Regions from separate parts of the Homo sapiens genome. Here region 2 is linked to region 1. A link is an interaction called in ENCODE POLR2A ChIA-PET data of the cell type or tissue named here. Cell type or tissue: GM12878. All regions are shown on one strand. Each heading gives the region's core, and the rest is flanking DNA. Links, peaks and the distances in the headings are about the cores only. Region 1 holds the start of LOC124903475 (a long non-coding RNA gene). Region 2 overlaps DLL4 (delta like canonical Notch ligand 4).

The links. ChIA-PET counts read pairs that join two places held together with the same protein. Peaks named below come from ENCODE experiments on the same cell type or tissue, not always from the same donor. Only the 100,000 strongest peaks of a DNase experiment are listed, where the experiment ranks them.
Region 2: POLR2A ChIA-PET joins it to region 1 with 10 read pairs; 10 of 35 experiments call an interaction of 5 or more read pairs at or near these places.

The regions. Positions count from the first base shown.
Region 1 is chr15:40,868,606-40,873,965 of GRCh38, reverse strand. RHOV (ras homolog family member V) reads left to right here. Exons shown (of 3, transcript NM_133639.4): 1 at 1-34; 2 at 224-282; 3 at 465-1,752. The coding sequence ends at 908. It overlaps LOC124903475 (a long non-coding RNA gene), which reads right to left and starts at 224. Exons shown (of 2, transcript XR_007064600.1): 1 at 43-224. RefSeq lists a silencer at 1-197 and an enhancer at 1,836-2,125. In GM12878, for the core only: a CTCF peak has its summit at 169 (motif pointing right); a DNase peak (open chromatin) is centred at 1,942; H3K4me3 peaks cover 2,458 bases; H3K27ac peaks cover 3,392 bases.
Region 2 is chr15:40,936,780-40,942,139 of GRCh38, reverse strand. It overlaps DLL4 (delta like canonical Notch ligand 4), which reads right to left. Exons shown (of 11, transcript NM_019074.4): 9 at 5,210-5,360; 10 at 4,614-4,722; 11 at 3,067-4,111. The coding sequence ends at 4,106. Among named protein-coding and RNA genes, the nearest start is that of DLL4, 10 kb to the right of the region's middle. RefSeq lists a silencer at 1-490 and enhancers at 1,781-1,840, 3,123-3,939. In GM12878, for the core only: CTCF peaks have their summits at 108 (motif pointing left), 3,915 and 4,957 (motif pointing right); DNase peaks (open chromatin) are centred at 215, 1,739 and 2,069; H3K4me3 peaks cover 1,615 bases; H3K27ac peaks cover 2,259 bases.

The DNA.
Region 1 (5,360 bases), core at 51-5,050:
CGCTACCGGCCCACTGCGCTGGACACCTTCTCTGGTACGTACGTTCAATCGCCCGTGCGGCCGCGTGGCTGCGGCGGGGCTGTGCACCGGGGAGCTGGGGCGGGCGTCTCGGCGGGAGGGCGCAGAGGACCCCGGGGAGGAGACTGGAGCAGGCCCCGAGGTGGCGCTGGTGCGGCCCAGGACGCTCTTCCTAACTCAGGCTCTCCCCGCCCCGCCCCTGCAGTGCAAGTCCTGGTGGATGGAGCTCCGGTGCGCATTGAGCTCTGGGACACAGCGGGACAGGTGAGAAGCTGGGCGCGGCCTCTACTGGTCTGCGGGGAGATGGGCTGGAGGCTGGGAGGACCCCATATGGAGCAAATGGAGAAAGCCTTGGGCTCTTGGAGTCTCAGGTTTCCAGCCCCGGGTGAGAAATGGATTCCATGTGTCGGGGGGCTAATCCTTACCACCTGGCCTTCCCACCCCAGGAGGATTTTGACCGACTTCGTTCCCTTTGCTACCCGGATACCGATGTCTTCCTGGCGTGCTTCAGCGTGGTGCAGCCCAGCTCCTTTCAAAACATCACAGAGAAATGGCTGCCCGAGATCCGCACGCACAACCCCCAGGCGCCTGTGCTGCTGGTGGGCACCCAGGCCGACCTGAGGGACGATGTCAACGTACTAATTCAGCTGGACCAGGGGGGCCGGGAGGGCCCCGTGCCCCAACCCCAGGCTCAGGGTCTGGCCGAGAAGATCCGAGCCTGCTGCTACCTTGAGTGCTCAGCCTTGACGCAGAAGAACTTGAAGGAAGTATTTGACTCGGCTATTCTCAGTGCCATTGAGCACAAAGCCCGGCTGGAGAAGAAACTGAATGCCAAAGGTGTGCGCACCCTCTCCCGCTGCCGCTGGAAGAAGTTCTTCTGCTTCGTTTGAGCAGCTATGGCTGCATAGCAAGTAGTAGGCAGGAGGCCAAAGACTTCTGAGACCTGGGGCACCCGGGCCTTTGCGGCAGCTACTGGCAGGGCCTGGCCACCTCATAGGACTCAGTTCCCTTCTGAACACTCGGGGGACATGGGCCTCTAACTGCCCACTCTGATATGCCTGGGTGAGCCTAGGAGGGAAGGCTCTGATTTGGATTTCTCCAGTCAAAGCTCACAGAAAAAAACCTGGCACTTTGATTTTCATGGGATGGTCCTAACAGGGTCAGTCACCTCCGAGCAGTTTGGGAACCCAGTTTCTTGTCCTGGGCCCTCAGGTCAGCCTGGCTGAATTAGGACCCTTCCTTGGCACAGGGGTGAGAAAGAGCTTGGGGAACGCTTGGCATTATGGAGGGCTGGAAGGGGCTCAACCCCGATTTGGAGAGAAGTTTGGGATGGAGTGGGCGAGAGATTGAGAGAGCGAGCAGGAAAAGAGGTCTTGGAGCCTGGGACTGATGGTGGATAAGGCCTGGAAAGAAGATGACGAGGAGGAGGAGAGAGGGAAGTGGGGTGGATGAGGAGCAGGCTGACACCTGGGCTGCCCTCAATCCCCAAGGCCAGGGAGGGCGGGGCTGGCCCCTGGGAAGAACTGGGTCTCTGGGCTCCCTAGGCACTGCCCAAACTGGCTGAGCCAGGAGTGGGGCAGGAAGTGAGAGTCAAGGCCCAGCAAAAGGAGGGGGAGGAGCTGCAAATTAGAACCTGAAGGAGGACCGGGTTGGGGATCATCCCTTTCCTCAAGGTCACACAGCCTAGAAGCTAGAGCAGTGCAGAGTCTGCAAATAAAACCTTAAGTCTGTGAAGGCGTGCGTTGTCTCTGTCATTTCCTGGAGCCCACTCCTCCCTCAGAACCCTCCTCAAGGCCTAACTGCCTGGCTAGAGACAGATTGGGGACCAAAGGACTGAGGCTAGATTGAAAGGTGGGGGCTGGACTGGGGGTGGGGGCAGTGTAATGGGAACTGGACTGTGGGGGTAGGTGTGGAGCTCCCCGCTTGGGGCTCAGCTGGTTCCCAGGAGAGCTAGCGTGGGAAGCGGCCTGGAAACGGGTTTCCCCAGGTGTCAGCGCCAGAGCTGGTTTCCCATGACCTCACCTGGTGGGTGGAGCCCCTCCCCTCCACCCCTCCTTTCTAGAGCACCATGCTCAGCACTGGAGCTCAAGGTCAGTCCCCAGCCTTCTAACTTTTCTGCTCTGTTCCTTCTGGCAGTTCACAGGGCCCTGGGGCTCAGGTTAGGGGACCATCCCCCCCTCCGACCTCTATTCACAGCCTGAACATAAAGGGAACCCATACAGCCTAAACCTCAATCACTGGCCAAAGTTCTTAGACTTGGGTTGGACCCAGTCTTCAGCCTTGGCACCTAAGGAGCTAGTGAAGGTCAGGGTGCTGCTTGTGAACAATTTAAATAGAGGTTTATCCCCAAGTATCCTGTGCAAGAGCGAGTTCATTGGGAGAGGACTTGGAGAGGAGCAGGGATCTGGAGAACATTCCCTCATGTTGGAGCTTGAAGGGACTTTGAAGGACACCCAGGGAGAAAATGAAACAAAACAAAACTTACTTTACCATAAGGAGACTGAGGACCAGACAGAAAAGGTAATAGCTTAAATGATATGTATCACCCAGTGACTGTAAGAGCACTTTGCAAACTCTAGAGTTGGATACAGGGGTATGTGTTACTCTGGGAGAGGAATTTCTTTCTTTCTTTTTCTTTTGAGGTAGAGTCTCGCTCTTTCACCCAGGCTGGAGTGCAGTGGCGTGATCTTGGCTCAGTGCAACCTCTGCCTCTTGGGTTCAAGCGAGTCTCCTCCTTCAGCCTCCTGAGTAGCTGGGATTACAGGTGTGCGCCACCATGCCTGGCTCATTTTTGTATTTTTAGTAGAGATGGGGTTTCACCATGTTGGTCAGGCTGGTCTCGAACTCCTGACCTTGTGATCTGCCTGCCTCAGCCTCCCAAAGTTCTGGGATTACAGGTGTGAGCCACTGGGCTCAGCTGGGAGAGGAATTTCTGAGGCACACCTGGCACACCTGCTAGGCAGCTGCTGGGTCAGATGAGCACTCATGCCCTGGCCCAGCCCACCTCTGAGCCCATCTCCCTCTGCAGGAAGCTACAGCTGTGTGTGTGTGTCTGTGTGTGTGTGTGTGTGTATGTCTGTCTGTCTGTCTGTCTCTGTCTGTGTCTGTGTGTGTGAAAGAGCATGGCTGAGGGACAGAAATCCCAGCCAAGTGAAACTTCAGATAATCCCCAAGTTTAGTTTTAGCCAAGACTGTCCACTTCCTGCCCCACCAGGGCCTGTCCCCAGAGCTCCAGCCAACTGGAGCTCCTTCTGTTCCCTTTACCCTTCAGGTGGAGGTGCTGAGGGTCTCACACCCCAGCAGCATGGCCTGTTGTTACCTCAACCCAGCCTGACACACTCCCCTCTGGGGCAGAAACCTGGGTTCAAGTTCAGACTCTGACACCAACCATGACCTTAGGCAAATAATTTCCCTTCTCTATGCCTCAGTCTTCATTTGAAAAATGAAGGACTCAGGACTCAGACTGGGTTTGAGGTTCTTAAACTTGTTCTGAGGGGCCTTGGACGTGCCTTGGGGTGGGGATCATCCCCCACAAGGGGGTTATCCTTGTACCCGCCCCCACCTCCAACTTCTTCCCTAATTCTCTCTTGTGGTACTAGTATATCCATGTCACCCAAATTGAAACCTCGGTCACCATGCCTCCTCTCTTGCTGGGTCTCCAAGTCTGGTCAGGACCTCTGTCACCCACACCCCAAGGTCCCTGCCACTGCAGCTCCCCACTCCAATCTGTCCCGTGCTGCTGTGTTCACTCTGGCATCCCCCAACTCAAGGCTCAAGACTGTTACTGGCTCTCACTGTTGATGATGAACTTCCAGCTCCTCATTTCAGCATTCAAGGCCCTCTCAAATCTGACAGCACCCTGGACCAGGCCAGCTCGCTCTGGTGATCCCCAGCTATTTCCGACTTCCTGACTCCCAGTCTTGGCTTGTGCCAGATCCCCTAGTTTGGAAAGAGCTCCCTGTCACCTCCCAGATGCCCCATTTCTCCTCATGATAACCAGCTTTCAATACCTCCCTCCTCCAGAACAGATGCTTACCTGTATCAGTGTCTTCACTGCTCCCTTGGCACACTGAGGACACTGGGCGTTCTGCGACTGACTCAGCCTGCATCTTCCCAGCTAAATGAAGAGAGAGAGAGAGCCACGTTTAAGTTCCTTTTGCTCCCACAAGGTCTGGGGCTCAGGCAATGTTTGCTGCTGACCCTGAAATGCTTAGGAATAAAAAGCCAGCCAGTGAGCCCTGGAGAGGCTGGGAGGATTAAGTTTAGCTCCAGATTTGGAGCTTGAAGACTGAGGCCTAATGTCAACAGCTTGCTGGAAAGGACCTCTAAGGCTCTGGCCCCAAGCCTGTGCAGGACAAGAGGGATTCGCTTCTGCTTCCGAATCCACTGGTTCTCTTTGGTTCTGTCTCTTTCTCTAGAATATGGTACCTACTTTTCTGGGGTAGTTTTTTTGTTTTTATCTCTCTGTCTGTTTCCTTGGCCTCTTTTCCCTTTTCTCTGCTCTTTTAAATTATATTTAAAGGAATATTTATTATATGAATTGGATAAAATTATATGTTTCTTACATATACATTCTTACATATGTCCTTATCAATATAAATTGCTTTTAATGTCTGTGTAACCCTTAGTTGATTTTTTTCAATTTTTTCTTTCTTTCTGTTTTTTTTTTTTTTTTTTTTTGAGACGGAGTCTCGCTCTGTGGCCCAGGCTGGAGTGCAGTGGCGCCATCTCGGCTCACTGCAAGCTCCACCTCCCGGGTTCACGCCATTCTCCTGCCTCAGCCTCCCGAGTAGCTGGGACTACAGGTGCCCACCACCACGCCTGGCTAATTTTTTGTATTTTTAGTAGAGACGGGGTTTCACCATGTTAGCCAGGATGGTCTTGATCTCCCGATCTCGTGATCTGCCCACCTCAGCCTCCCTAAGTGCTGGGATTACAGGCATGAGCCACTGCACCCAGCTCTCTTTTTTTTTTGGAGATGGAGTCTCACTCTGTCACCCAGGCTGGAGTACAGTGGCACAATCTTGGCTCACTGCAGCCTCCGCCTCCTGGGTTCAAGCAATTCTCCTGCCTCAGCCTCCCAAGTACCTTGGATTACAGGCATCCACCACCACATCCAGCTAATTTTTTTTTTTTTTTTTTGAGACAGAGTCTCACTCTGTCGCCCAGGCTGGAGTACAGTGGCATGATCTCGGCTCACTGCAACCTCCGCCTCCCAGGTTCAAGTGAGTCTCCTACCTCAGCCTCCCAAGTAGCTGGGATTACAGGCGTGCACCACCAGGCCCAGCTCATTTTTGTATTTTTAGTAGAGACAGAGTTTCACCACGTTGGCCAGGCTGATC
Region 2 (5,360 bases), core at 49-5,048, 68 kb before region 1:
TGCCGCCTTCGTCCCATCGGCCCCGAACGGAGAAAGGGCGGCCCCAGAGAGCCTCCCGGGGTCGGCGGCCCCTCCCGCGCGCAGCCCCGACGGCCGCGCAGCGCCCTCTAGTGCCGGGCAGCGGGGCCCGCGCGGTCCAGCCCGCCTGCCCGCCCGCGGCTCCGCTTCCCGCGGCCGCGGCCGGAGCGAGATTGGGGAGGCAGGAGGCGGAGCCGAGCGGGCGGGGGAGCCTCCGAGAAGCTCGCGGCCTTCGGCGGCTTCCCGGCCCGGGAAGTGAGCCGGGTCGGCTGCCGCAAACAGGAAGTCGGGCTGTAACAAAGAGCGCGGGGGGCGGGGAGCCGCGGGAGCTGCGGGGCACGGCGGCGGCAGGTGGAGGGCTGACCCGGGCGGGCAGGCGCACCTGCCCCTTCCGCCGCCGCGCAGGCCTCGGGGCGCCCTGGGCGCGAGGGAGGGCGCAGCCGCCCAGGGAAGGCCGCTGGGACCTCGCAGGCGCATCCCCGCCCGAGGAAGGGACAGTCACAGTTCCCCCAGTGAATCATTTCCACCCCCTTCCCGGAATGCAGCAAGCCACGTGGGGCGGAGGGCTGGGGCCGCTGATCCTGTGGATCCAGAGGGAGAGGCTGGGAGAGCTGCGGCGAGGGAAGCTACGGAGAGCTCTGTGGGTCCCAGTCAAGAGATGGAGCATCCACACCACCGTGGTTTAGTCTGGTGGCCTTTTCTAGCCTGGGATGGGGGAGGTGGGAGCCACTGTCCTTTTTTCCCTACCCCCTGACCAGGCTGACCCTGGCCCTGAGGCAGGAGAGGAACCCTGGCTGAGCAAGCAGGATAAAGTCATTTCTCCTTCTGCACAACCCCTCCCTGACTCTACCAGCCGAGGGGCCCTGGAAAAGCAGCTGTCCTCAGGTCACCGTGGGGTCAAATTGATTCTCCAGGCAGGGCACTGGCTCCAGGCTGTTAAGGAACTACTAAACTCCGAATTCCCTGGTGAAATACCCATGCAAATTAAAGGTGGGCATTTGCTAACCTGTGGAAGGCACCTCACAGTGAGTCTAGAACCATTATCTGGCCTCCTTTCTGCCAAGCCTAGGAAATCTCCTGTACCCCAGGACACTCAAGTGATCATGAGGGTCTTGGGTGCCTTACCTATCAGAAGGGGCTGGACTCTCAGGAAATCCTGGGGAGAAGGGGCTTCCTCCGCTGTGGCCTGTTTACACCCCAAGTGCCTGCCCAGCTTGTGGGATGTTGTTAAAGGTGGAGCCTGGCATGAGCTGCAGGTCGGAGCTGCCCAGACCAAGTTCCCCACGGGTCCCCACTTTCCCCAGAAAGCCAGCTTTTTTGGTGGGCTCTCCAGCTCCCCATCTAGTGCATCAGAGCAGCTGTGAGCTTTGCCAGCCAACTCCTCTCCGGGGCTCTTCTCTGCGAGTCTGGCAGCCTGTGCAGCCCGTCACAGCCTGGTGTTGTGGACGTGCAGGGCTGCGGGTGTCCTACCTGTCCCCCACATGGGAGCCTCGTCATCTTGCCTTCGTGTCCCAGCCCAGTTCCCCCCTCCCGTACACCCCTAGGGCCTGGGAGCTGCTTTCCTGTTTCATTTTGGGCAGGAAGAGTGAGGTCGTGTTGTTCTTCCCCCTGCTGCCGGCTCAGGCTGTGGGAACGGTTCCCTGAATGCTTTCCTGTTTGATACCCTGTGTGTACAGTGAAGGGAACAGGGAGCGATGAGTGAGGCGTGGAGCGTGTGCGTGCTCCTGTGTCTCTGGCATAAGCACCCAGGTCTGGGGTGGGCATGGTGTGTCTGTGTCAAGGAGAGAGGAAAAAAGGGAGGGCAAGTAGCACTCCAAACCCTTGGACTCCATTAGGAGCAGGGCATCTAATGGGTCTATTTTGCTTTACTGTGGACAGGCTGAGAGCTGGGAGCATCTGCTCAGCTTTTTGTCAGTGGCTCATTTTTTCATAATTTGCTCTCCATGGAGGAGCATATTTTCGGCTATAGAGAGGGCTGTGGCACCCTAGGGACTATCCTGTGCCTTAGAGGAAGCTAGGCATGAAACTCCTAGTGAGACTGGAAACCCCCTCATTAGTGCCTCAGCAAGAGAAACCTGGACTCAGGGAAGGCTACCTCCTCCTCCCCTTTCTCCCTGTCTTTGCAGTCTTCAATAAATTCTAGCAGCCCTGGGCAGACAAGGTGCTCAGACTCTCAGCGCTCTTGTCTGCTACAAAGAGGAAAAACAAGGCAAACCTCCCTCCTGCCCTGTCTCCTGAGACCTGTACCCTGCTGGGGCTAAGAAAAGAGCCAGGCACCCTGCAACAGCAGGAGGAAGGACTCAGATGTCACCAGGGTGCAGAGGCCCTATCCCATCCACCGACGAGAGAATGCTTTTTTTTTTTTTTTTTTTTTTGAGATGGAGTCTCGCTCTGTCGCCCAGGCTGGAGTGCAGTTGCGCTATCTTGGCTCACTGCAAGCTCCACCTCCTGGGTTCATGCCATTCTCCTGCCTCAGCCTCCCGAGTAGCTGGGACTACAGGCACCCGCCACCACACTGGGCTAATTTTTTGTATTTTTAGTAGAGACGGGGTTTCACCCTATTAGCCAGGATGGTCTCGATCTCTTGACCTCGTGATCTGCCCGCCTTGACCTCCCAAAGTGCTGGGATTATAGGCGTGAGCCACCGCTCCCGGCCAAGAGAATCCTTTTGAATATGAGAAAAACAGGCAGAACTAGGGAGCCCCATAAGCTTTTTCAGGCTTGAAGAGAGGAAGGAAGAAGTGATTCAGGTCAGGAGGAACATGCCCCAGGAATGGTGAGGGCATAAAGAGGGAAGGGGGCACTGTACCAACTCAAAGTCAGCAGGCAAGGAAGGCTGGCTGAGGCTGGGGACTAGATGGGTGAGGCTCGGCTCCTCAACGAATGGAAGAAGACAAGGGCCTGGGGTACGACATGCCAAATCCAAGTGTCTGCACGGGTCCCAGGGGTTCCGGCGGGGCACATGGCAGCAGTAGAAGGGAGTTTAGAGTTTTTTGGGTGAGAGGGCAGGGGTACCATCACAAAGACAGGACCCAATAAGTAATAAACTCCTGTACACATCTGTTTCATATTATAAATACACATTATATACAAAATAATGTTATAAAATGTAGAAAGGTCAGTGCTTCTGATTCTTAAATTATTGAAATACTAGACTCCAAAATAAACTACAAAAAAAAAAAAAAAAACAAAATAAAAACTCATATTATTGATTTCTGAAGACCAGCTTTGAGGGTGGTCTGGGGCAGTAGTGGACCAGAGCCCAGGCTCGAGGTTGTGGAGATGGGCTTGAGGGAGGAAAGGGCCCAGGCGGCCGCAGCACCTGATTTCCCCCTCAGTGGAATTTCCAACACACTGCCCTGAGTGCCCCAGTTAGGCCTGGCACCCTTGGCTGGTGGGAGGGGCAGGCCCTCTGCCTGTCTGCTTACAGAAGCCCAGGGCCAGAGGGTGGTGGAAGCCGGGTAGACGGACATTCTTGCCCAAAGGGCCTAGACCAGAGAGCCAGGCCTGCATACAGTAGTTGGAGGCATGGGGCAGAAAGCACTCCCCTCCCTCGAGCACTCACCTCACCTCCAGGGCAAACCCCAGCAAGAGACGCACCCAGTGGTTTTCCAGCCCACAGGAGGCCCTGCCCTCATTGGCCCCCTCTCTCCTTTCTGATTTGGGCCCAACTGTCGCCGTGGAGCCTGGGCCAAAGGCACTTTTGGAAACACGGATGCCAGTGGAGGCCACAGCAGCTCCGGGCCCCATGGGGCTACTGCCACTCTCTCTGGAAAACAGGCCGGAGCCCCGGAAGGAGCCCCCTGAAGGCCACTACTGGCAGGGCAGTGCCCAGTGGCATCTCTCTTCTCTTCTGTTCCTCTGGTTGGTGCAGCTGCCAATCTGATGCCAGACAGACACCCAAAGGTGTGGAAGGGTATTGCATCTCTTGGCAAGTTCACAGTCTGTCCGGTTCCTGCCATTCCCTCCTCCTCCTGAGAGCAGCACGTTGCATATGAAAAACGTCCCATCCAGGATGCAATGTAAACAATGCAGAAGGAAGGTCCAGCCGCGGGGCTGAGCAGGGATGTCCAGGTAGGCTCCTGCCTTATACCTGGGAGCAAGCGGAAGGCAGGGAAACAGGTTACCCTGGGCATGCGCACTCCCTCCAGGCCCTCCCTGGGCCTCCCTGGGAGAAGGCGATGGGGCAGGCAGGGGCTAAGGGCAGGTGGGGCAGTCCTCCCCAGTCTTCGGCCCAACACACACACGGGCCTGGGAGCTTGCGCTCATGAGGTCAATGGAGGAAGCCAGTGGGAAGGGGCAGGAAGGGCACAAGGGGTGAGGGGCCCCCTCACCCATCAGAGGCTGGCCAGCAGTGCCGTGGCTGCCCAACCCAGCACCAATACAGCAGGAAAGGACCAGACCAGGCTTGCCGCCATGGTTCCTGTTTCACACCCTTAGTGGCAATGAGGCCAGCAGGGACCCAAGAGTCCACTGAACTTGGCCTGCCAAGGCAGGGTTCTGACCTACCCTTCAGGAATGGCCCATGGGTCAAGAGTGACCAGGCCACTTTCCCTCCCACAAAAGGCAGAAGGAAAGGCGAGCCCAGCACTCACCTCCGTGGCAATGACACATTCATTCCTCTCCTCTGATATCAAACACACAGACTGGTACATGGAGTCCCTGGGGGAGCATATCGCTGATATCCGACACTCTGGCTTTTCACTGAGGGAACACAAGACAGGCGTGTAAGGGAGGGACGGGGAGAGGCTTGGGGGGAGGGAGGACCCTGGAGAGCCAAAGGGCATCTGCAGGGTGGTTCTTGGGGAAGACACAGGGGCTGGACGTGCCCAGTGCTGGGCTGCTGCAGGGGGGCACTTAGGAAAAGGCCCCTAAGAGAGTCACAGGCCTCCCAACCTCACCAGAAGGGTCTGAGCCCTGCATAAAGCCAGTGCTGCCACTAGAGGCAAGCCACACTGTGGAAAGACGGAAGTCACAAGAGACACCCTAGGGACACTTGACATGTGTGAATGAACAAATGAATGAATGGGAGGGAAGGACAAAGGACCCCTGACAGAAATCCTACTGGAGGATCTTCCTGTCAGTAACAAAACCTCAGCTGCTTAACTGCTTCCCGCCTGGCCTAAGAGGAGCCTAGGCAGAACCATGTCGGGGCCGGTGGCCAGGCCCTGGGCTTCTGGGTGCCACTCACCTGTGTAACCGCAGTGGCGCCTTCTCTCCTAAGCTCTTGTCACTGTGGGGAAACTTTCCTGGCATGGTCCCCCGCCCCAGGGGCCCTGGGGCCAGATTATAGTCCAATGTGTGGTTTTGCTGTTTGCCACAGTTGGACTTGTCCAGGCCAC